Linked DNA regions of Mus musculus: all the other regions are linked to region 1. The links are chromatin loops, found by intact Hi-C in ENCODE. Cell type or tissue: left cerebral cortex. All regions are shown on one strand. Links, peaks and the distances in the headings refer to the core of each region. The heading gives the core; the rest is flanking DNA. Region 1 holds the start of Dppa1 (developmental pluripotency associated 1). Region 2 holds the start of Havcr2 (hepatitis A virus cellular receptor 2). Region 3 holds the start of Med7 (mediator complex subunit 7).

The links. A loop is a pair of places that touch in the nucleus more often than their neighbours do. Peaks named below come from ENCODE experiments on the same cell type or tissue, not always from the same donor. Only the 100,000 strongest peaks of a DNase experiment are listed, where the experiment ranks them.
Region 2: it touches region 1 in a loop (2.1-fold over the local background); 11 of 42 quality-filtered maps call a loop at or near these places.
Region 3: it touches region 1 in a loop (3-fold over the local background); 11 of 42 quality-filtered maps call a loop at or near these places.

The regions. Positions count from the first base shown.
Region 1 is chr11:46,628,601-46,636,994 of GRCm38, reverse strand. Dppa1 (developmental pluripotency associated 1) reads left to right here and starts at 7,721. Exons shown (of 6, transcript NM_001163358.1): 1 at 7,721-7,770. It also overlaps the pseudogene Gm4926. In left cerebral cortex, for the core only: a CTCF peak has its summit at 5,178 (motif pointing right); a DNase peak (open chromatin) is centred at 5,174.
Region 2 is chr11:46,451,468-46,459,861 of GRCm38, reverse strand. It overlaps Havcr2 (hepatitis A virus cellular receptor 2), which reads right to left and starts at 4,931. Exons shown (of 7, transcript NM_134250.2): 1 at 4,804-4,931; 2 at 3,268-3,606; 3 at 729-812. The coding sequence starts at 4,861. In left cerebral cortex, for the core only: no CTCF peak of the experiment used is centred there; a DNase peak (open chromatin) is centred at 4,995.
Region 3 is chr11:46,431,629-46,440,022 of GRCm38, reverse strand. It overlaps Med7 (mediator complex subunit 7), which reads right to left and starts at 3,062. Exons shown (of 3, transcript NM_025426.3): 1 at 2,832-3,062; 2 at 48-217. In left cerebral cortex, for the core only: no CTCF peak of the experiment used is centred there; DNase peaks (open chromatin) are centred at 2,340 and 3,121; H3K4me3 peaks cover 1,508 bases; H3K27ac peaks cover 1,258 bases.

The DNA.
Region 1 (8,394 bases), core at 3,864-6,363:
GTCTCTTTTAGAGGTAGCAAATTTCTCATACCTCTGGAAATAAGATCGTTTATTATGCAGTTGATCTTAGCATAAGGGTGGGTGTTTCATATTGAGAGGTTACCATGGTGAATATGGACCAGGCACATACCAGGGGAAGAAATAATGGATCAAGGGATTCAGTTCATTGATGCTATTTCTACTCCACTTCTGTCTTGATGCTCACTGCTCCTAAACTCACCCACTAGGAGGTGCTAGGAGGAGACAGTGAAGAACTGAAAGGGGAAAGAAAGGAGAGAGCACAGGACACTGGCTCTCTGCTGAAAGAAGTCCTATTGCAGGTGTGACAGTGTTTGAGGGCTATCACGGTTTCCTTCAGACTTCTAAATTTCTAAATTGTCTTCAGGCCGTGTTTATATTTAAAATTAGTTCAGAAAGACAATGTATTTTTTTTTGTAATGAATCAGTTTGTCACAATAAAATAAAATATTTAGTTTTCCAAGAGTTAACTAAAGCTGTTGTACTGATATCTCCATTGCACTTTGGTTGTTTAGAAGAGCAGATTGGCTAAAGGGTTTTCATTTGTATTTCAGTCTGAGTGATCCCTGACACCAGAGCAGAGACATTAAGGCCCTGGTATCCAAGGAGACCAGGGTGCTGGTTCTCAGTCTACATTCCCAGTGCTGTCCTAAAGAATTCAAGGAAATGAATACGTGTCTGTTTGTTTGGCTGGTTGGTTGGTTAGTTGTTTGGTTGTTGGGTTGCTGTTTGTTTTTCTATTTTGGGAGGTGTTGGGTTTTTTGTATAGGTTTGGGTTTTTTGCAAAGTCAGATAGTGGATTGTTGCATTCTTGATTAGCATAATAGAGCTTCCCTCATCTGCTCTAAAAATTACTGTGTTTAAACCACAGTGTTTTCTATTTCTTAAATTTGCAATAAGTATACATCAAAGGAGGGTTTTAGCAATGACAGCCCTGATTTGTAGCTTTCCTAGAAAGACTGGATCATGATGGCACAGGAGATATGGTCTACAGCTTGGTTTTAAAAGTAGTATTGAGAGGTCAAACCTATTCCATCTTAGCCTCCATCTTAAAAGAAAAAAAAAAATCTTAAGAAAATGACCTAAACTAAACCCAAGCTACACCCAAGTACCAGGAATGACCCCACGGCCTGTCCTTCGCCCATAACCCAGAGTTACTCCCTAGCTACTTCCTAGCAACAGTCAATCAAAGATTAGTCTGACTGTTTCAGATGTACTTTCCGACCATTTGTGATTGCCATGGTCTTGCTTCAGAGCACCCACCTGAGAGCTGACAGTACTCATTCTGTTAGATGCTCGTCAGACTGGACACCCCTCACTTGCTCCTATTCTACTGTAAAACTCTTTCCAAATGAGGGTTCAGAGTTGCTTCACCAAACCATCCTATGCTTAGCAGTGAGTAAGGCCAAACTCCAGTGTAAAATAAAGAGACCCTAAGGGGATCATATTGTTATTTGGCTCCTTGGTGGTCTTTTGAGGTTCATAAATGCTTCCAAGCACAATATTAGAAGTTAAACTTTTTCACACGTGTCTTATTCATTCTTCTTAATTTATCTTTGCGAATAGCTGGAGGAGAGTGTTGGAGTTTGGGAAAATATCAAGGCCTCATCAAGTCCTATAGTTTGTCACTTTGGCCCCTCAGCTGAGTCATCTGGAGAGCTGAAAACTGTCCATGGACCCACTAATTGCAGTCTCAAGTTGTCAGATACTGGTGTCCTAAGTGTTCAACTTCTCTGGGTGATTTATGTGGTGGCTCAGACTAAAACCCACTGACCTAGGGAGACTCAGAGGACAGAATGCCTTCTTGATGTCTGAATAAGTCCTCTGGAAGAACATAAAATGCACAAAATGGAATAGCACAATACCAACAATGGGTGAGGGCAGGTGTACAACCAAGTCGTGGTCAGGGCGTGAGGTGAGTGAGAGCAGGTCTGGCCCAGGTCTGGCTTCCAGGAGGTAGTGTTGGGAACAGGAAGTCTGAGTGCTCCCATGCATCTGTGAGGCTCCCCAGGAAACTGGTGCACAGCTGTTAGCTGACTCTGTCCCTGGGCCTTCAAAGGACTCAAAGATTCATCACAAAGACCACTAAAAAAGTAGAGGCAAAAAAGAAATTCCCACTTGCCGCAAACTATCCCCCTTTTGGGTCTCCTATCTGCGTGGAAAGGGTCTCTGGTGGCAAGTGAGTGAAGGAGTTGGCGAATGACAAACAGATACGTAACGAGAGAATGTGTTGAATCTGAGTGTAATGTCACAAAGTGAACAAAGTCTTATATAATACAGAAAACAAAGGGGTAGGATGTCACAGCAAGCAAAGTACATCGAAGTTATCTGACACAAAACAGAGGAATAACCTCAAAAGGACTTACAGGAACCAGGTAATATTTACAGTAAAGATAAAACAGCTCTGCCTAGGGTCAGCTGATGACACCCTAGTCACAATTTGTGCTACTCCTTTGAGCCTTGTGAAAGCTAGTACCAGGGGGCTCTGCTCTAGCTGACCTTCTCATGAATAATACAATATCACAACCCCCCTATTTCCTAGGCCTTAGTAAATTCTTGCATACGGAGGTAACTTGGCTGTTCTTTTAAGTTTCTGTAGGGAATCTCCATTTGTCAGAAGAATTCACCAACTTGCTTCTAATATGCAATGTAGTCTGCTATACCTGGCTGTAATGAAGAATCTAAGTATACTTTACTAAACTTGCTCTGAGATTTCTAAGTCCTCTCCAGTAAAATACTGTAAGAAAGCATGCAAGACCCTCCGTGGTATTGCAGGGACAAATCTGGGCCATTCCTAGCTATGAGAATGCCAAGGTTCCAGGAGGCTGAGTTTCCTTGAAACTCTTTGCCTCAGGACTGCTTCCAGGTTTTTAGGCCTGCCAAGCGAGTCACTACTGGAGTGGATGTAGCACCTAGTGTGCTGTGGGGAGATGCTCTAAGGTGACCCCTGTCCTGCACTTCAGGATGCTGGCCATCTTCACCAGTTTTTGCACCTGCAGTAACCTAAAAATATTTTGATGATAACCCAATCATAACTTTTAGGAAATTTTGTTTTTAAGAATAGTATTACGCTCACAGCAAAACTAAGTGGAAAGTACAGAGAATTTTTTATAAACCACCTGTAGTCTCCCCTCCCCCAGCCTGAAACCTGCTTGCTCAGGGGTGGAGCTTCCCGCTCAATTTTTCTGCCACACCCACTGCTGGAACCTTCGGCTTTGCTGTTCCGAAGCCATCACGTGATCACCCTGCTACTGGACTCCAAGATTATTTGGTGGGAATTGGGCCCCTCCCGCTTCCTTCAAAAACGGAGTGCCGAAATAGTAAAAATTGAACCTTGAGCAGAGACCTTTGTCTTGGTTCCTTCCTTATCTCGCGCAGCCCAGCCCCTCTTCTCTTCCAGGTTTCCAAAATGCCTTTCCAGGCTAGAACCCAAGTTGTGATCTACTGGCCGGACACAACACCACCTTCCTCAACATACACAGCCATATACACATGCTGAGTGAGAAAGAGAATGAGATATAGCAAGAGAGAAGGGGTTGGTAGAGGAAGAGATGGGTGAAGGAGGAGAGGAAGAGAGAGGAGAGGAAGCAGGAGGAGAAGGGAGAGAGACCTTGTCAGCATCAGCATTTCCCATCATTGTGGCACAGATATGAAGACTGATGAACCAGTTTTGGCACAATTGTCACCTGAAGTCCAGAGTCTCTTTCTCTTGCTTCTGTGAATTCTGAGTTTTGACAAACGTATGATAACAGAGATCAACCACTATTGCTTCATAGCGAATAGTGTGTGACAGGACATGGAAAAACCCCAGAAGTGCCAAATTCCCAGTCTTTACAATGAACAATAGTTCCCTCCAGAATCTGCTTCACTCATTGTCTCAGGCTCAGGGGTACCAAACTCCAGTCTCCTTGATAATTGATGATATCTGTCCTCACTCTGAAGAAGCTATCCAGTCATCCCCCGTCTCCTAAATCTCAACTGTAGTTTTTTGTTTGTTTGTTTGTTTGTTTGTGGTTCTAGTTTGTTTTTTAAGAGTTTCACTTGTGTGTCTGTGTGTGTGTCTGTGTGCCTGCCATAGAGACCATAAAATAGTGTCCAATCCCCTGGAACCAGAAATGCAGCACCTCACATGGGTGTTGGGAATAGAACCGGTGTCTTCTGTAAGAACAGCAATGGCCCTAACAGCTGTGCAATCTCAATAGCACTGGGGTTTTACTTTTTTGAGATAGGTCCTTCCTGTACAGTAGGTGAGCCTCTAATTTGAGATCCTTCTGCCTCAGTACCTTGAGAGACAATGTGTGCATGACCATGGCCAGCACAGCTCCAGACTATAATGAATACCATTTAATTTATTGCTGAAGGATACTAAAGCTTGTTGATTCATGTGCTGTAGCAGACAGTTTTATAAGTTTCCAAGTTCTGGAAACTGAGCTAACTACTGTGAGTATTCATGTGCAGATATTTTGTTGCATATGTCAGATGAGTTTTCAGCTGATTTAGGTATCCAGAGTGCAGAGACTTCCAGGAAGTCTAGAGGAAGATTAGAGACTGCCTCTCTGTGAGCCTGGAAAGAAGTTGATTAGAATAAGAAAATACAGGCCATTTCCCAGGGAAGGAATCACAGAGCTTCAGAAGTGCAGCAGGGAATGAAAGGGTCCCTGAAAGGGGGAAGAGAGGGGCACTTGATGCAGAGAAGTGAGCAAAAGCCTGGGTCTCATCCCTGCAGTTTCCCAGGAAGCAGAGGGAGAAGAAAGAGCTTCCAAAGGTGAGCAGGAGCAGAGATGGGCAGTCCTACCACAGGACAGGTCCACAGCCCTCACAAGCCCTGAACCCAGCTGTGGGTTTGATTGAGCTGATTCCTCTGGGTGATGAGTCAGCAGGAGAGAAGAATCCCATTTTCCTACTTGTAACTCAAAGGCCTCACACAGAAGCCATTTTGAAACAAGGCCTCAGTTGAGCCTTCCAGTCTTCACTGAGGAAAAGCCCAGAGATACAGCTTTGGGAAGGATGCAGACCAGGCACTAGGTGGAACAGACAGCAGGAGGCTGGGTTCAGACTGAGCACACAGAGGGAGAGAGTCTAGCCTTGCCCTCAGAGTCAGGACAGACCTCAACAACTATCAGTTAAGACTGGAGGTTGTACCTCTGTGCCTGAGCCAGTAGGTGGAGCCAGTTCTGGCGATATCATTGCTCATTGTTGTAAAGCCTGGGAATTTGGAATTCTGGGGTTATACGTAATAACCATACTGAGTGTCTCTCTAACATAGACACTTTTAATACGGAAAATTCACTCTGAGGAGATAGGATTTTGGGGAAGTAGGGAAGAACATTGCTGAATGAAATGGCATTCCTAGCAAAGAGAAGCAGAATTAGAGATTCAGTGGTGGTGACAGGTCTGTAAGTATAGCCTGGGAACAGAGGAGCATGTCCCTGCAGAGTAGAGTGGGCTTCTGGGGTGTCAGGAGGCTCAGGCCACCACTGTGCCATCTTTCCCCTAGCAATATCTGTGGCCACTGCTCTACCACTGACCCTGACAGCAGCGTGCAGCCCCTTCTGCCACAGCCACTACCACCACCACCACCACCACCACCACCACCACCACCACCACCACTTCTCATGTTGCTCACCCTGCTGGGGCGAGGAAACCTGTCCAGGAGCTGCCTATGTGCCGCAAACACATGTTTTAGCCTGGAATATCAGCACAACAGTGGCCATTAAGAACAAGATGGTATATAGCAGCCTACCCCCTGGAAACACTGCCTAACCACAGGATCACCCTGACTCTGAGCAACAGGACATCTGAGATGAAGAATGGTTGATTTCTGGGTTAAGTCTCCTAGAAAGACCTCCAAGATCCATGCCACTCCACATTGATGTTCATTACCTCTGGAAACCATGAAGTCCACAATCTTTGCTGCCTGTGCTGCTATGTGCAGGGAAACATCTTGCAGTGGGATAGATGACCTGCAGACTGATAACTGAGAATGAGAGACAGGGGCCATTTCTATAACAACCTCCCCCAACCCCAACAATATACAGGCTAGATATAAAGCTACTAAAAAGAGGTCTTAAGAGTTTGTGTAGCCTCCTGAGTGATTACTTGTAAGATAAGGGTTATTTTGAAATAAGCTATCCAAGACAGGAAGTAGACTAGGGATGTTGATATAGACCGAGGCTAAAATTGCACCTTGAGACTGGAAGATCTGAGGGAGCTTTTCAATTCATGAGAGAGAAGTGTTCTAAGAAAGGAACCAGCCATGGGATAAGTATCTGGACCAGGAGAATATGGGAAATCTTAGAAGCAGACAGGAAGCCCGTGTGGCTGAAATAGTGAAAACAAGTACAGTGTGTGTGTGTGTGTGTGTGTGTGTGTGTGTGTGTGTACAAATTTATAATCCCAGCTGTGTCTGTAGCTGTTTTAGAGCACTTGCCTGGTATACATGAAGCCTTAGATCCTTATGCAGAAACCCAGGAAACAGAACACACCTGTGATCCCAATAGGAGTGCAGGAAGAGAGATCAGAAGTTCATGATCGTCTTTGATACAAAGGAATGATAGACCAACCTGCATTACATCATGAGACACCCTCTCCTAACAAAACAAAAATCACAGCACATAGCACCAAAATGAAAAGTAAAATGATTATCCTAAGTCCATTCAGTAAAGCCTACTATTATTAAATCTCCCCAAGCCATCATGTCTCTCCTGGCAAATGGGTGTGAGGGCAGCTTCCAGTCACTCAGAAGGTGATCATCCAGGCGTTTTACCTGAAACAGGTTTATGACATTGTCCTCAGCATCTTTAAGAAGACTATATGTGGTTGGTTGGTTGGTTGGTTGGTTGGTTGATTTACTTATTTGGTTTGTAGGAGTAAAGACACTGTCAAATTTCACAACTGTTCTGGAAATGCTTTCTTGAACAACATTTTACCCTCTAGTTGAAAGATGGGAAAGTAGTCATATCCAGTTTCCTATTTTATACAACTCCCACACTTCGGGAGCCTCCTTGGACAATTTATTAACAACTGAATGCTGAACCCAGGTATGGAGAAGCTTGGCTTCAGCCCTTGAAAGATCTCCTCTCACCAAGCAGCTTTGGCCAGCCTAGAACTCTCTGCATAGCCATGCCGCCATACAATGCAGATCCACCTTCTCTTGCCTCCCCATTACTGGCACTAAAGGAGTGCACCACCATAGCTTGCACTCCCTAAACTTTGGAAACAGAGTCTATGAGCTAGATTTATTTTTTTCAACTCCCCCATTCTTATGGGCTCCTAGTAAACATTGGTTAGAACGATGTTAGTTAATGCCTTCCAGGAAGTATAACAAGAGACAGATGTCCCTTCTGCCCTTATTCCAGGAATTCCTGGTCTCTCCAGTTCATTCTGCTTTCTGGAATGCAGTTTATTTTCCTATAAATCTAGAGGGCTGGTCCAGGTGTTGAAGTCCCCCAGGCTTACAGTCACATCTAAAGTAAGGATCTTTGGTGCAGATGGAAAACAGCCCAGGGCACACTAGTGATGCTCTCACAGGCGCTCCTGTAATGTTTATTCCAGTGAGCAGATGCTATCTAGTGGGTGGGTTGGAGAACTGGAGACTCAGTTTTTACAAAGAACAGGTGAGAGTGTGGCCAGGAGATAAGGATGAAATTACAAGAGAGACTTGTCTTCATCCATAAATAGCTCTGAAGAGTTCATGGGCAGCAGATGACCAGAAGGAGAGACTAGCAAGAAGTCACTTTCCCCTAAGTACAGGTAAGTGGGGATGTCTACTGCCTTATGCTGAAGAGAAAGAGTCAGGATAGTGTTCCTTGGAGTGTCTGTACCATGTGGAATTACGTGAGAAGTGATGTGGGGTTGAACGTGGGACATTAAACAGTGGTGCTTGAGCCCTGAAACATTAGAGTAACTTAACCATCCAGTAGGGTTCTGTGGATTCTTGCAAAGTGAATCTATGTTTGAATAGAATAATGGGTTTTCATAGACGACTATGTGATGATATTTTGCCAGTGCAAGTACATGGACAGCTTTTAGAACTGGGATTTTTTTTTTTTTCTATGACTAGGAAGTCGTTTAGCTGATTAACTATCAAGGAAAATTTTTTTTGTTGTTGTTTTGTTTTGTTTTTCGAGACAGGCTTTCTCTGTGCAGCCCTGGCTGTCCTGGAACTCACTTTGTAGAGCAGGCTGGCCTCGAACTCGGAAATCCACCTGCCTCTGTCTCCCAAGTGCTATGATTAAAGTCGTGCGCCACCTCGCCGGACTGATTTTTTTTTTTTTTTTTTTTTTTTTGTGGATCTGACTAAACGTATGAAGCTCAGGATGAAGTGACTTCACCCACTGTCTTAGTCAGGGTTTCTATTCCTGCACAAACATCACA
Region 2 (8,394 bases), core at 3,631-6,130, 180 kb after region 1:
CCAAATTTTTCCCTTGCTGCTACATGCCATCCATGACACATGAGTGTACACGCGTGCGCACGTGCACACACACACACACACACACACACACACACAATGTGATAACATTTTAAAGTAAGTTAAAGCCATTGTTATTTGTGAGCCTTGGCCTTTAATAGCTGAATCATCTCTCTAGCCCTAAATGCCTTTCTAAATGAAACAATGGCGATAGTAAATATTTCTCTTCCTTTGCATAGCAAAATCTATGGCTATCCAAAATCATTTCTCCATGGTAGGGGCCGGGCATTTTCCTGAGACAGGAAATCCAGTGGTCTCCGGGCCCTGCTCTTTGGACAGAAGAGGAAGCAGAGAACCAGAGAATCAAACAGCCTTGCCTCTGTTCACCTGGCTAGTTTGTGAATTAGAATCCTAACCCAGGCGGCTAAGATGTGGTCCACCACCTCATTCACCTCAAACAATACTACAGATGCTGAGAAAAAAGAAGTGATTTTTCAGCCAGGCGTGGTGGTGCACGCCTTTAATCCCAGCACTTGGGAGGCAGAGGCAGGTGAATTTCTGAGTTCGAGGCCAGCCTGGTCTACAGAGCAAGTTCCAGGACAGCCAGGACTACACAGAGAAACCCTGTCTCGAAAAACCAAAAAAAAAAAAAAAAAAAAGTGATTTTTCTTAGCTATTTATCATATTCAAAGCTCTGTGACTAAACACATATTCCTGTGTTTATGTCTTACCTGAACCATTTCTCTCCGTGGTTAGGGTTCTTGGAGAAGCTGTAGTAGAGTCCCCATGGGCAGTCTGAGCTGGAGTGACCTTGGCTTGAGTCAGAAAACATTATTATGGATAAGGGGATTTATTAAACATTTATTTATTGGGAAGGGGGAGCATGTGGGGGTCAGAAAACAACTTTCAAGAATCAGTTCTCTCCTTCCATTATGTGAGCTGAGGAGACAAAACTCGGGTAATCAGGCTTGGTAGCAAGTGCCTTTACCCATGGAGCCATCTCACTCATCCAAGAGCAAGGCTTTGCTAAGAGCACAGTCTATGTCAGGGAACATTGACAGGGCAGAAGACGACATCTGAACGACAATAAATGAAAAGCCACATACCCTCAGCTGCAAATCTACATGTAGCACATATTTCAGATGTTTAACAGTGGTGAGATGCACTTATCATTGCTACAGCCTAATTAGTAATGAAGTACCAGCCATCAGAGGTCACACTAAAGCTGCCGTATAATCTTCAGCCTATAGAATCCTTCCAGTGGCCTATATGGTAGATAACTATATGTTACAGCTGAAAAGGTTATACACTTGAAATAATGTTCCAACATTAGAAAATTAATAAGAAGCAGAGTTGGTTTGAACTCTGCTCCACATGACCACAAAGATGTGCTCTTAAATTCTTTGCTTGGTGTAGTGAGACCAGGGACTTTTGCATTTTACATACCTGACCCTATGTTAAAGCCTAACCTATCTTAAAACACATAAACACGCACATATACATCTTCTTAAAACATGTGTACAACCCAGTGGTTTCTATTCCTGGCTTACCTAAAATAGATTGTTAGGTAGGAAAAAAATTCAGAATCCATCTCTATATAGACTCTGGTTTCTAGGTAGGGCGCAAGCACCAAGAGGAGATGGAAAGATGCCGCAGGATATTTGATCACGCTGTGAACTCTTGAGATTGTGTTGTTTACTGGGCAAGCCTGTTTTTAGTTGAGGCGTGACTCAGCCCTAGCACACACCTTTAATCTGAAAGCTTTCTGTTTAGTGTGAACAGGATTAAATAAAGTCAACAACAGGACAAGAGGCAGAGCAAGCAACCAGTTGACAGGGAGTGAACATAGGAAAAAACCATAGAGAGTGAGAAGAAGTCAGGAGGATGGATAGAGAGATGCGCAGGAAGTAGAAGGGAGGGGCATTCCGTTTGAAGAGTTTTTGAGACAGTGTAGAGAGAACTTCCTTTTTCTTTTGGGACATCTACTGCGGAGGAAGGTCAAATGGGTTCTTTCGCTGTCTCTCTGAGCTAGCAGGCTATTACCCCAGCATCTGGCTCCCTAGTCTTTATTGGTAAAATTGAACATTTGAGACTTTATTAAAAACAACATTTGGTGCCTAATGTGGGACACCATTTGTAGCCACAGTCTTTTCTACCTGGCCTCTTTATTTCCAGAATAATGGCTCTGAAACTTAATTATATATGAATAAGTACCTAGACCATAGCTTTGGCATGTTCTCCGACTGGCTCATAACTTATATAACCCATTTATTTTAGACTATGTCTGCCACATGGTTGGTTACCTCTTCTCAGTTTCATGTATCTGAATTTCTCAGAGCCCAGGATGAAATCTCTTGCCTCTGACTCTCTTCCAGAGTTCCAAACTCTCAACCAGAATTCCCACCTATTACTTCCTGCCTTTTGCTAATAGACCACTAGCTTTTACTTGACAAGTGATGCCTCCACACACTACACAAGAGATTCTCTCTACAGAAAGATTGTAAGAGCCAGAGGTAATAGATAGCTTCGAGGAAACGGGACTACTCTACATATAAGTTCATGGAGACAATGATAGCACTCATAAGACTTGCACAGACTCAAACCAGATGAAATCCCAGCACTGGAAAGGGGAAGGAGACCGGAGCGCCCACTCCTCTAAGAAGCTATTTGCAATTGATGCCAGCTGGGAAATAGAAAATCCAGTTCTCTCCAATGGAGTGTCACTGGGCATACCAGTCACATTCAAGAGTAGGTCCCTTACCCAGAAGTAACATACTCCATTTGATTTTGTGCACTTTGTTTTGTCAGATATTTTTCTATTATTGATTATGCTTGTTTGTTCTGAGTTTTGATTTGTGTGTGTGTCTGTGTGTTTGAGAGACAGAAAGAACACAAAGTTGTGTGAGTAAGAAGGTGGAGAAAATCTAATCAGAAGTTGGAGGAAAGGAAAAAATATGATAAAAAATATATCATAAAAACAATTAAAATAGATAGAAAGCAGAGACTTTCCATGTGATGCTCATGATCAGGCAGGATTGTGAACCCTTGGTCTAGGTCTTTCTTCCTTTTCTGTAGACCATATCCTGGAGTTCAAACACATGTGGAAGCTATACCACTGCATTTCACAGGGGAGGCCTATTAATCCATGTCTTCCCATCCCATCCCAAGGTCTGTAGCTAAGGAAGTCAGATGTGAGCATCCTCTATTTCTATGAATTCATGACTCACAGGGATGCTGACGGACAATGATAACATGGAAAGGTCTACTCACCTGCTTTGATGTCTAATTTCAGTTCTAATTTTTTATCATTCATAAGACCAGGGAACTGTATCCTGCAGCAGTAGGTCCCATGGTCATCCAGAGTCACATTCTTTATGATCAGAGACACGTCTCCTTTGTTGAGATCGCCCTTTAGCTGGTATCTGCTGGATTTCTGATATGTCACATTTCTTTCATCAGTTCTGAGCAACTCGTTGGTACACTGTGACCAAGGACAGAATCCCTTGCCCCAGCACATAGGCACAAGTGCCCCAGGTGTAGATAGAGTGTAACTGCAGGGCAGATAGGCATTCTTACCAACCTCAAACACATAAGCATTTTCCAATGACCCTATAAAGTAAGGAAAGGAGGTCAGTACAGTGAGGGTCCATTTCTTCAAGCAATGCATCACAGAATAAATGAGGAAACTATGGCTGCCCTGTTGGGAGGAGGATTGGCTGTGCCAATGATTCTCTGATTTGAGAGGCAGAAGAAAATCCCATTTAAACATTTATTAACATTGCACAGGCCTGTCATTCTGGAACTCAGCAGGTGGAGACAGGAAAATCCTAAACTAGAGGCCAGCCTGAACTTTATAGCAAGTTCCAGGCTAGCCAAAGTGATAAAACTGTCTCTCAGAAAAGAAATGACCAGACCAGGAACGATGACTTAAGCCTGTCATCCCTGTAAAGAGCCTGGGGAAGAACTGTAGTGAGTTTGAGCCAGCCTGGGCGACCTAGGCTCGTTCCCTAAAATGTGTGCCTCCATTGGACTGAGATGGGACGTGAGAACTTGCATTTCTCTCAGTTTCCGTGTGTTGTGGGGTCCTTGACACAGGACATCCCTCCTCCTTTTTCAGAATAACAGCCCTCCAATTATGAGCCAATGTGACTCCAGAGCTAATGGAGTTAACATTCAGAAAAATGGGCATTGTTGGCAGGAAAATAGCTCACCTAATCTAGACTAGTTGCCTGTTAATTAGCATAGGAAAGGTAACTTCATTCTTTCCCCCTCTCCCCCTCTCCTCCTCCCTCTCCCCCTCCCTCTCTTCCCCTCTCCCTCTGTCATGAATAGAACCCCTGACAAAACAAAACTAGTAGCTTGCATATTTGAGATTCCTCATATGTTTTATTGAAGTTTAAAATAAATTCCTTAATAATAACACACACACACATCTATGACAATGCATTCAAAGCACATGAAAGTTATGTGCAAGCATGACTGCAAGCATGACTCCTCTCCCAACTCTTCACATTTCACGGCTTCCCTTCCTAGAGCCCAAACATTAAAATACGTCCACATACAACGCTTGCACACATGATTGTTTGCCTTGGTTTTCTCTGTAGCACTGTGAATGCCAACAGTCTATATGAGGCTCTTCAATTAAGCTCACTGCTTGTGTTACTGTTATGTCTCATTTATTTACCCGGTCCCCATTATTGGACATTTAGGTTGCTATTACAAACAGCATCACTATGACCATCCTGGTATCTTTGCCTTGCACTCTGAAATCATCCTCCAATTGAAAAGGCCCAGGCCCAGACTTACTTGCAAGTAGTAGTTGCAGCAGCAGCAGGACACAGTTGAGGGTAAGACCTGAAAACATGAGTACTTGGCAGGGGAAATCCAAGGACAGCTCTGTGTAGGGATAGCTTTAGCTCCTCGGTTAAAATGGTACTTCCTCTAACTCCTGAGTCCCCAGAATCACGAGTGCTAACCACACCCACAGAGGCCAGCCTGCTCCCCAGGATGTCTGACCTCCAGTGATTACCACGTTAGTACTGTTAATCTAGTCACATCAGAGAATGTTCCAGTTCTGTGTAATGACACACTAGATACACCCTGCAAGGCACTCTGAGGTTTATTACATGAATCAACAAAAAGGAAGTCATATTTCAGAGATAGAAAAGCATTAGTCATGGCAAGAGGAGAGAGTATTCCAATGATCTCAGATAAAATAGCCCGAGATGGTCCATGTACAGACCAGGCCAGTTATCAGGGAACAAAATCCTCAGCATGTCACTCATGTGTTCTGGTGTAGTCAGGTCACTCTCCATTAATCAGGCCTGTGACCAATGTTCTTGAAGCACCTGCTTTGAACCAGACGCTGGACTGGGAGCTAAAGAATAAATCAGTGAAGTTCAGCATGGCGGTGTATACCTTTCATTGAGACACGTGGGAGGCAGAGGCAGGCAGATCTCTGACTCTGAGGCAGGCTTAGTCTACAGAGCAAATTCCAAAGCAGCAGGGGCTCCACAGAGAAACCTTGTCTGGAAAAAAAATTAACTAATTAACTAGGTAGCTGAGTAAATACATAAAGTGATAATTGTTATAGCCTTAATCTATGGACAACTTGAGAGCTCAGCTGTCATCCCTGGTCTAATACACTTTAGAATGTAATCTATCAGGATACTGTATCTGGCGTTTCTTGTTTATAGTGGTATTATGAAGTAAGGAGATTATCAAAACACCATTACAGGTGGTGGGTGCACACTGGCAATGCCAGCACTCAGGAGGCTGGGTTAGGAGGGTCACTGACTATGAGGCCAGCCTGAGCTACATTGCCATTCTCTGTTAACAATACTGAAGAAGTTGTGTCAGTAGTGTATGTGGAGCTTCGCCGTCGTTCTGACTTTGACCTTCAAACATTCAAAATCTTCTACTTAGGAAACACATACTTCCTGCCGCGATGCTTCTGGCCCACCGTTTGGACAGAGAACTGAGTAGACTTCTGTATTCCGTTGCATTCCATAGCATATACATGAGGAATTCCCTCTGTTCCCCTGGACGGAAGGGGGACTTTGAACATGAATCGCCAGAATGCATTAAGTTCCAGCCATGACATTTATGGCCATTTAAGACTTTAGCACTCTCAGCCATTAACGAGTGACATTTATCTAGACACCTTCAAAACCAAAGTTTTCCCACAGAGGGAAGTCAGTGCCCAGGCTGTGTAATTTCTGAAAACCTGGTGGGTTTCCGCTGTGTCAGCCCTTCCTGAGAGCCCCCTCCACTTGTCTTTATGCCTTAAATGTGTTTAATCTAAATATCTGCTGGGAAACCCTGCTAAGACATCTAACTTGCTCAGTGTGTGAACTTCCACAGAATCATGGAGTGAGGGCTACTCAAGGGATGCTTATTTAATGTCCTTGTTCTACAGACAACAGAGACTCAAGAGAATGGCAGATCCAAGGCGTGTGCTTAGAGTAATTACAAGTCCCCTGAGCCCTAGGCTTGCTCTATAAATTATGTTGCATGAATTTAATGTCTTTTCTGTCAGCGTATATCAATATGAACAACTTGCAAAATACATTTCTGTATAATGGAGAGAGGATTAAACCTGAAGTGTGTGTGTGTGGGGGGGGGGGGTTGCATATTGACTAAGGCTCTTGGGTGTGGTTCCTAGTGCACCAGCGTGAAGTTCTGTGTCTTGTCACATTTACTGTCAGGACCTAGAATTGCTGCTGAAACCAACTCTTACCGCTTTGCTATGTCCTGCTTGGTTCTGTTTTGTTTGACATGAGGTCTGATGTAACCTAGGCTGACCTGGAATTCATTATGTAGCCCAGGCTGGCCTCAAACTTCTCATCCCCCTTGCCTCTACTGCCCAAGTACTGGCATTTTATATATATGTCCCACGGTGCCCATTTCTGTGAGAAATGCTGTAAAACACTGATTTTTTTTAAATTTACTAAAGCGCAGCCATGGAAGAGTCTATAGAGACCACCTCGTCCTTGGTCTGTTTGTGAGGCACTCAGTTCTGAATTTTTTCATCTTATTTTTTTTCTTCTTAGTGGGTTTTTTTGTCATGTTAAAACACAGAATCTGCATCATAAATGACAACATTTAGCAATAAACATACGAGGGGGAAAAATAGACCCCACTATGGAAATACTTCATAGTTTCAAAATTACAGTCCTTGAAGGGTTTTTGCCCATACATATGAGTATTGCCTAAAGCAATAGTCAGTGTTTTATTGAGTCATTTATTTAAAAAAAAAACTGAAGTGTTATTTAATTCATCTTCTTATTGTTGTTGCTATAATTTTTAGTCACTTATTTTTTGGTACAGAGTACCAACATGTATGTCAGAAGACAACTTGTAGTCAGCTCTCTCCTTCTACCTGTGGGTCCTGGGGATCAAAGTCAAGTTTTTGCCTTGATGGTTAAGTTATCTTTACCCACTGAGCCATCTCCCAGAACTGTCTTTGTTAGAGTTTCTATAGCTGGGTTGAAACACCATGACCAAAAGCAAGCTAGGTAGGAAAGGGTTTATTTGGCTTACACTTCCACATTGCTGTTCACTACTGAAGGAAGTCAGGGCAGGAACTCAAACAGGGCAGGATCCTGGAGGCAGGAGCTGATGCAGAGGCCACAGAAGGGTGCTGCTTACTGGCTTTGCCTCACATGGCTTGCTCAGCCTGCTCTCTTCTAGAACCCAGGACCACCAGCCCAGGGATGGGACCACCCACAATGGATTGAGCCCTGACCCATTGATCACTAATAGAGAAACTGCTTTATAGCTGGATCTCATGGAGACATTTCCTCATTTGACGCCTCTCTCTCTCTGTCTCTCTCTGTGTCTGTCTCTCTCTCTCTGTCTGTCTCTCTCTCTCTCTGTCTCTCTCTCCCTCTCTCTCTCTCTCTGTCTCTCTCTGTGTCTGTCTCTCTCTCTGTCTCTCTCTGTCTCTCTCTCCCTCTCTCTCTCTGTCTCTGTCTCTCTCTCTCTCCTCTAGCTCATGTCAATTGGACAGTGCAAGGCCCTTGTCCGTTTTCTATTATATGGACACTCAGAAGAGGTAACATAAAGAAAAGTGTTTTATAGGGCACTGTTTTGGAGTCTCTGAGTCAAGGCATCAGTGTGGGTTAAGTTCTGGGAGGATCTCATGGAGACTGGCATCACAATAGGGGAAAGGTAAGCCTGAGAGAGAAATCACATGGCGAAGCAGCAAGCCAAAGCCAGGTAGAGAGCCTGGCTTGCTGTCTGTAACAACCATCTCTCAAGAACTCATTCAAGTTCCTACAGTAACTACTTTTAGTTCCCCTAAGGGTATTGTCTGCCCTGAGACCTACTCAATTTCTCCCTTGGCTTCACGAACAGGAAGGTCTCATCATCTTTCAAATACACAGTCTATTTAAG
Region 3 (8,394 bases), core at 2,151-4,650, 200 kb after region 1:
TGTTACTGTGTCATGAAACTTCACTGATGAGAGAAAAAAGTACCAACCTAAGACCAGAGCAGCCTGATCAACACAACTACGATGTTCAGAAGTTCACTGTGGGTTCAGACCATATTATCTTCAAGTTTCCTGATAGGAAATACACCTTGAAAATTGAGAACGTGTTGACCACCCAAGACAACAGGTGTGCTAACTCACCCGATAGGGACAGATGATCCTGGCAAAGAGAAAATAAAGCAAAGCTTTATGAAGATCTGACGGTGGGGGGGAGAACAAAAAACAAAAAAACTTCCTTGTTAGGCTAATGGGATAGAGCAAGGAAGGTACAGAAAGTTGCACACCAAAGACTCTGCCTTCCAAAAGGTTTGCCCTTTGTCTACTTTGTGATAGCACCACAATTATGATTCTAACATTCAAGTGTAAAGACAGGTTCTGTAACTCACAGTGGACAATGGCAAGGTCATTTTTACTGCAGAATCACCGTTTAAACTACTTAGTCACTGACTCCCAGGTACCATGACTTCTTCACAATACTGCTCTGGTCCTACGGCCTGCTGTGTCCTGACTCTTAACTGTATTCACCCACGACTGCAGGTTTTTATCAGATAGTTTGTTTAACTGAATCAGACTTAAAAATGCTGAATTGTTATGTTTATTGCAGTGAAGATAACAGAAGTGAGAGCCTTGTTGCCCTAATATCTCTAACTATACACCCAAGTCGAGATATGCAAACTTTGTCTATGAAGGAAATTCTGAGAACACAAAACAGTATCACTTAGAAACCCTACTATTTTTTTGATCTCTTCAAGTCTTTCTCACCTGTTAAAGAGCACTCTTGCTGCCTGCCAGACTTCACGTGATGGTGAAGTAAGATCTGCTCTGCTTGTTTAGAAAAGGATGCTAGCACTAAGGACTCACATATTCTAGGTAATCTGACAAATGTAAAGCATACAAAGTGGAAAAACAAGCAGCAGAGTCCACCACAGGTTTGGCAGAGGACTTTATTTACTGTTATTTTTAAACATTTTTTTAAAAAGACCTAAACTGGGCATGATGGTTCCCGCTGTAGTCATGATGGGTCATGCTGTAGTCCCTGTGACTGAGAAGCTCGATAGCTCTAAGTTCAAGGCCAGTTTGGACTACACAGTGAGGCTGGGCCAGCCGGTGCTAAAGATCCATCTTTAAAAACTAAGTAAATATTTTTAAAATATATAAAAGTGGGAGTAAGATATGGTAGTGGTCTGTGAGGTATTAGAGGAGTGTGGAAGCGGGTATGATCAAAACACATGTGTGTTTGTGTGTGTGTGTATAAAATTCTCAAAGAACAAACATATTCTGAGAACTAAGGAAAAAGGGTCTGTATTTAGGGTGCTTTTATATGGTACATGATATACTATTTTTTCATGTCTGACTCCTTTTGGTAGGCATATGTTGGAACCTACTCTGGAAAAGAACATTTATATGCAAATGTCATATGCCTTATTTATTATTCTTTCCCATAATCAAACTACATATGGTATCTATTAATCTCATGTCGTTCACTTTCCTTTTTACTGTACAGTGGTCTCCAAACCCAAACACTTAAAACTCTCTTTACATCTTGACAAAAATCACCATTGTTGCTGGGCAGTGGTGGCGCACGCCTTTAATCCCAGCACTTGGGAGGCAGAGGCAGGTGAATTTCTGAGTTCGAGGCCAGCCTGGTCTACAGAGTGAGTTCCAGGACAGCCAAGGCTACGCAGAGAAATTCTGTCTCAAAAAAACAAACAAACAAACAACTATAACAAAACACCGTTGTTAAATTTCATATTTCAAATATTTTCCAAGGTTTCTGAAGGAAGCCACATCTTACAGTATAGTAGAGTTAGTATAGTACAGTTTTCTTAACACATTAGCAATTTTTACATCTTTTCTACATAAATTTAAAACCTAAATCCCAACATATATGGTCAAAATAACCTTTGCTTTTTCCAATTTAAGTACATTATACAATGAGAAGATTCTTGAGTGCTTTCTCACACTGATGTACACTGCCAATACCTTAAATCTGAGGGAAGCAACTCCAAATTCTTCAGATTGTCTAACTGTTAGAGCTAATTCAGGGTGTATATACCTAGAACACGAAAGTCTACTTGTAGCCACTTCAAGTCAACACCTGGCCTAAATTTCATCCCCCGAAGGCTTTTGAAGTTGGGGATCTGCGCTTCCCTTAGCCACACCCACACTAAACCCGCAGTTTCCCGAAGGTTTTTAGTAAGTGACAGATCCGCATCCTCACTCCAATCATCAGGACGGTACGACTACTCCCAATTTGACTATAGAGACAAGAAGCCAATTCCCAACGTGCAGAAGGGGGTGAATTGTACAACGGGAATCCGCATTAGTTTTTTCGGGCGCAAGTGCAAACCCCCGTAACTTGGGCATCCCGCGTTAGAGCGGGCCACCTTACAGAAACCGCCCATTACCGGTTCAAACTGAACTTTTCAAAGCCGCTGGAGGTCGTGACTCGCTAACACTAACAAGATCCAGTGTCTCGTGGGTGCTTTTTTTTTTGGGAGGGGGGGGGTCCGCAAGCTCAGACACTTGGCTCACTTTGTCCCCGTGACTGGGTCCCCGCGGAAAGTCTGGTACAGGATGAATCCGGCTCCGACCCAGGCTCTCGCTCCCCTCCCCCAGCCCCCGCGCTCCCAGGCGGCTACTGTCACTTTACCAATGGCGACAGGGCAGGCTAAGACCACGACATTATAAAAGCCCGTGGCGTGGGGACGAGAACTCGGACCTCCCAACCTCCCGTCTGGCTTGTCGTCCGGAGAGAGCGGTACTCGGTGTACCTTCGGCCGGCCGCCTGCCTCAGGCCCCGGGGAGGCTTCGCGGAGGAACCGGGAGGAAGGCTAGCCCGGGCGTCCCAGGCTGTCCCGCGCCGGACTTCGGCGCTCCACGCCGGGAGAGACGCAACCGCGGGGGCGGAGAGACAGACTTAGGCTGCGGTCGCCAACCGCCGCCGCCCGCTCACCTCAGCTCTTTCTTGCTTTTCCGGTAGTGACTTTTCCTCAGCGCAGCGGAAGCACAAGTTCCGGTTGCCTTCTCAGGAAGAAGCCTCTGACGCGGGCCTCTCATTGGCTACCAAGGCTGTCCTATAGCAGGTCCTACTCCCGCCCTAAAGATGTTGCACATGCGCACTTTCGCATCTCCTGCTTCTCTCGGGAAAGATCCGCTGTCTGGTTTCTTGGTCAGGTCAGGAGAATACTTCTTCGTACTTTTTGTTAGTAGAAGAAAGTACTCTCTAGTAATTCCATTCCTTGCAGCCCCCACTTTTATACGAGACTTTTAAAATTAAATACTTGCCTTATGTAAAAGTCAGAAAATACAGATAAGCAATATATTTAAAAATTATACTAATGTAATCATCAAAAATGTTTTTTAAAAGCAAGATTGTACTCTATGATATATTCATATATATGGAGATATTTGTGAACATGATTAAGAATAACATCCTAAACCTTCATTTTCCCCCTTCCATTCACTTTTATTTTCATTTAGGAATTCAAAGATGTCTATAACAATCCTTCCACAAATTGACAAGTGAAAAAAACTTAATATAATTTTTTAAAATGGAGGGAGTGGGTAATTTCACTGTGTAGCCCAGGCTGGCTTCAGATGTCTCTTCCCAGCCTCTGGAAAGCCAGAGGTATAGAAATGAGCCATCAGGACTAGCAAGAAATATTTCCATTTTGGCCTTTCCCTGAGGGAGAGGAGGAGGGGGAGGGAGGAGAGAGAGAAGAGTTGTTAACAGATGATATGGGAGTCGTAAGATGCAGTGTTGCAAACTAAAAGTAAGATAAACAGCTCTGCTTCACAAACAAGAATGTCTCAGTTTCTTCCTTTAAATATGTGGAGCATTGCAGGCATAAAAACAAAAGAAGAGTCTACTCACTACCAACTTCCATAGTTATATGAGCCCCATCATTTTGTCTCTAGTCTGGTATGAACCTCTAAAAGGTAAGGGCTCTTCGTTTTTTCCTATACCCACAGATTTATTATCTTACTGAAAGTGTACTAGGGGTTATTACACTGATAGAATGAATGTGTGTATGCACATGGATATATATGTATATATGACTTATCCGAGTGACTTACAAGATGCAGTTCAAGTAGTCCAGCAATGGCTGTCTCAGCCCTGAAAGGCTGAGAATCCTGTAGTTGCTCAGTCTAAGAGGCTGGATGTCTCAACAGACCCCCACCTGGCATTGGAGACCTGGAAGATTCCTGGAGAGCCACAGGTCTTCAGTCCATGTTGGAATCCCAAAGAAGTTTGGTTCTAATACTGGCAAAGGAATGGCACAGCAGTGGTACAGATGAAGTTGCCAGTGAGTGTTAGAGCAAGCAACCAAAGAGCAGTTTCCTTTCTTCATGTCCTTTTATCTGGGCAGCCACAAGAAAATGCCACTCAGTCTTTCTGCTTCTAAAGATTAGCCATCACCCAAAGATAAGTTCATGGGTGGAGAGCTTGCCTAGAATAATACATATAAGACAACCCCAGTACTACATAAGGGATAGCCATGTCATGTTAGGGACTGGTTAAAAATACAGTTTAATGAATACTTTGTTTTGTCTATTATTGACTGTACTTGCAAGATCTGAATGTTAAAGACCCAAATGTAACCTCAGTGCATGGAGGGTAAAAACAGAAGGATCTGAAATTCAGAAACTCAAGGTCATTCCGGCTACATAGTTTAAAGTCAGCTTAGGCTGTGAGAATTTGGAGGGGTAGCTTTTAAAATCAACTTCCATATCAATATTTGGATTCAGATGGTCTCTGGTTCCAATTAAGAGCTGCCCCTTTCTAACTACCAATGTCTTTTAATTGGTTTGTAATCTTTGCATTGTTTCCCCCATCAATGTTCTTTTTAAACAACTCCATCCATTTTTAACATGCCTGAATCAAGTGTTCCCCTGACTCCACTGTGTTCTGCACCAGAGACTTGCAGTTCTCATTGTACCCAATCTGGCTCAGTACTTGGCATATTTGGTATAGATCACCCCAGGACTTAGAGCTATGAAGCTACTTCTCAGTCAGAAGCCATCCATATGACACAGGTAATACCATTCATTCAGATCCTGGAACCCCCTCACCTCTGTACTTCAGACTCTACTCTGAACTTCAGCTTTATCCAAATGCATTACATCTGTTTGCAAAAGGTGTCCCCTTCTTCCAGTACTCCACTGAATCCACTATACCAACCTCTTGCATTGGATTTATTTTACAGCGTTTCAGATATAAGAAATTTGCTACCACACCCACTACTCTGTTGTCATTCATTCTTACCTCAATTTCTGCAAAGCCTCCCAAATGGTTTCTTTGCTTCACTTTTGTCCCCCCTTAATCTTCTTCCCACACTGTTATGACATAGAAGATTTGACTCTGTTCAAAATTCTCCAAGGCAGTTTCTGTCACATATAAAATAAAATCGAATAACCCTACCATGGACTATAGAAAGCTCTACAAAATGATGGTCCCCCAAACCTTTCAACATATACAAAGCATCCTTCATAGTGTTTGCCTACAACTGAAGTCATCTTGATGTAGCATGTTTACTCTATTGTATTCTCCATCGGATACAAGTTGATGAGGGTAGAAATGCTTCCCATTTCATTCATGGCTGTATTGTCAGCACCTAGAACAATGTCTGAGATGGGCAAGTGTTCAAGAACTGTTTGGTAAGTAAATAGCGAAATGAATATAACTGTCTCCTGTACTGCAAGGGGATATTTCCTAGTCCCTAGCCAATACTTGAAAGCACAGATAGTTCCTAACCCTGTAGATACTAAGTTTTATTATACCCACCTATAATAAGGTTTAATTTATAAATAAGTACTGGAAAATGAGCCACTATAATAACAAAATAGAATAATTATGAAAACATACTGTAATAAAATTTTGTAAGTGTGGTCTCTGTCTATGTATCATATCATTAATTCGAGTAAAGGAAATACTTCATGACCTTTCATTGACATATGCAAATAACCAGATTGAGACCTCTCACACTTTGGGGCCACAATTAAGTAAAAGAAAGATTACTTGAGCACAAACACAGCAATAATGTAACAAAATCTGATAATATATGGTATCTACTAAGAGGCTACAGGACAGCTACATATAATAGCATCTATACTCTGGACAAGGGGGTAATTCACAACTTTGACAAACCAGACTGGATACTCTGTACCATTCTCTTCAAACTGATGAACCCTTTAAAACACGATTTAAAAGTTTATGCATGCAATTTTCCACTTGGTATCTTTGCATCATATTTGGCCATGAGCAATTGAAAGCAACCCCTTAGATAAATGAGAACTAGTATATGGTCATCAGTTTCAAATAGAGCTTTCATGTGACTTTACTAGAGAGACAGCGTCTGCATAGCCATAGCTCTGCAGCGTGACTTTCCTCTCAGGGTTTGCTATCATAATCTCCGGATTGTGAGCATCTCAGTTCATACTTGAGTTTTTGTTTTTGTTTTTGCACTCATTTTTTTTCATCCTGAGATAAAATTCTGGATGTGGCCCAAAGTGCCAGTGTCTTACAGCTAGTGAGTGACATCATTGAGGTAGAATGTCAGCCTCTTGAGTCTCATTTTGGTGGTCTTTTCAGTAAAATACAAAGTAACGGTGCCTAAGAAATCCATACCATGATCGGAGCTGGTGGAAATATGGCTGTAATAAACACTTATTTTTTATGTAATATTTACTGCATTTGCAAAATCTGAATGGAAAATTTAAACCTTAAATTTAACAATGAATACATCTATACAATACATCTTTATGATGTCTCTCCACCATGCCAGGCACTGTTTTAGAAGGATAAAGACATATATCCAGCCTTCCAACAGAGAGACATAGACAAACAGGATGCAAACATAAGAACCTCGAATAGTGATAAAGGCTGTGGGGACAAAATAATGCACATGTGTGATGATGGTGTGGGCTCAGGCCAGCTGCTTTGCAGAGGGCACTTAGGGGAGGGACAGATGCTGACTTTGGCAATCAGCTGTGAATATGGAAAGAGGTGAATGTTGCAGGGGTAATGGAAACAGCAATTGGAACAAGACCGAGGTCTCCATGATGGTCTTGAGTTAAGAGTCTGAAAGGAACCTAGTGCACACTCCCTATAAAACGCACATCCATGCCCTCTCCCCACGCACAGGAGCGGGTGACTGTAATGTTAACACCTTTGGGTTGTAATGGCTCTGCGTCTCAGCTTGCCCTGGTTAACTGTGCTTTTGCTTTGCCATCCTGACTGATGAGCAGCAGTTGAATTTGTCATTACTTGGTGTTAAGGGATCTTTCCTTTAGTTATTTGCTGTATGCATCTTGAAAAACTGCTTGAGTTTTTTCACTCAATTAAAAAAAATGGCTTGCCTTCTCTGTTGGAGTTGTGTGAGTACACACACATAAACACACACTCACATACATGCTAAGTATGATAAATTATTTACTGAATATATGTGTCATAAATATTATTTAGAACTTGTGGCTGGTCTTTTAACTTTTCCTAATAGTATCTTTTAGACAGCAAGGGTTTTTAGCTTCAGTAAGGTCCTATCAATTCCTATTTTTTAAGATTTATTTTTATTACTTATGTGTACGGGTGCTTGCCTACATGTATGTAAGCACACCACATGCATGCCTGGTGCCCACAGAGGCCAGAAGAGGGTTTTGGATCCTCTGGGATTAGAAATACAGATGGTTGTGAGTCACCACATGGGAATCAAACCCAGGTCGCCTGCCTGCAAGAACAACATGTGCTCTTAACCACTGAGCATCTCTCCAGCCGATCATTTATTTTCTTGCATGGCTCCTACTCTGTGCATCCTAGTCAAGAACCTATGCTTATCCAACCATTGTAAGGGGATTTTATGATTTTAAGATTTGCATTGAGATTTATAACTTTGGACAGATTTATTTCCATTCATAGTTTAGGTAAGAATCAAGGTTCCATTTGTTTGTTTGTTTGGTTGGATTTTTGTGTTTAGAAATCTAATTTTTCTCAGCACCTCAGAATCTCACTGATTCTGCTGGTATTGTGGTACCATTGATAGAAAGCAGGTTCATAAATAATAATCTGTGGCTTGTTTGTAAGTTATATTGTATTTCTGGCCTGTTAATCTGTCTCAGTAGAAGAATTAGAAGCTAGCTAGCAAATGAAATTAGTTGTGGCCAGCATCTGTTTATTCATATCTTGCAATATATACTATATATAGTAACATATAGTGTGTATATATGTATGCGTGCATTTTATGTATACATATATATACATTCATATATATGTTTATGTAGTCCATATAATATATGTATAAATATAATATAAAAATAAAAAGTATATATCTATATCTA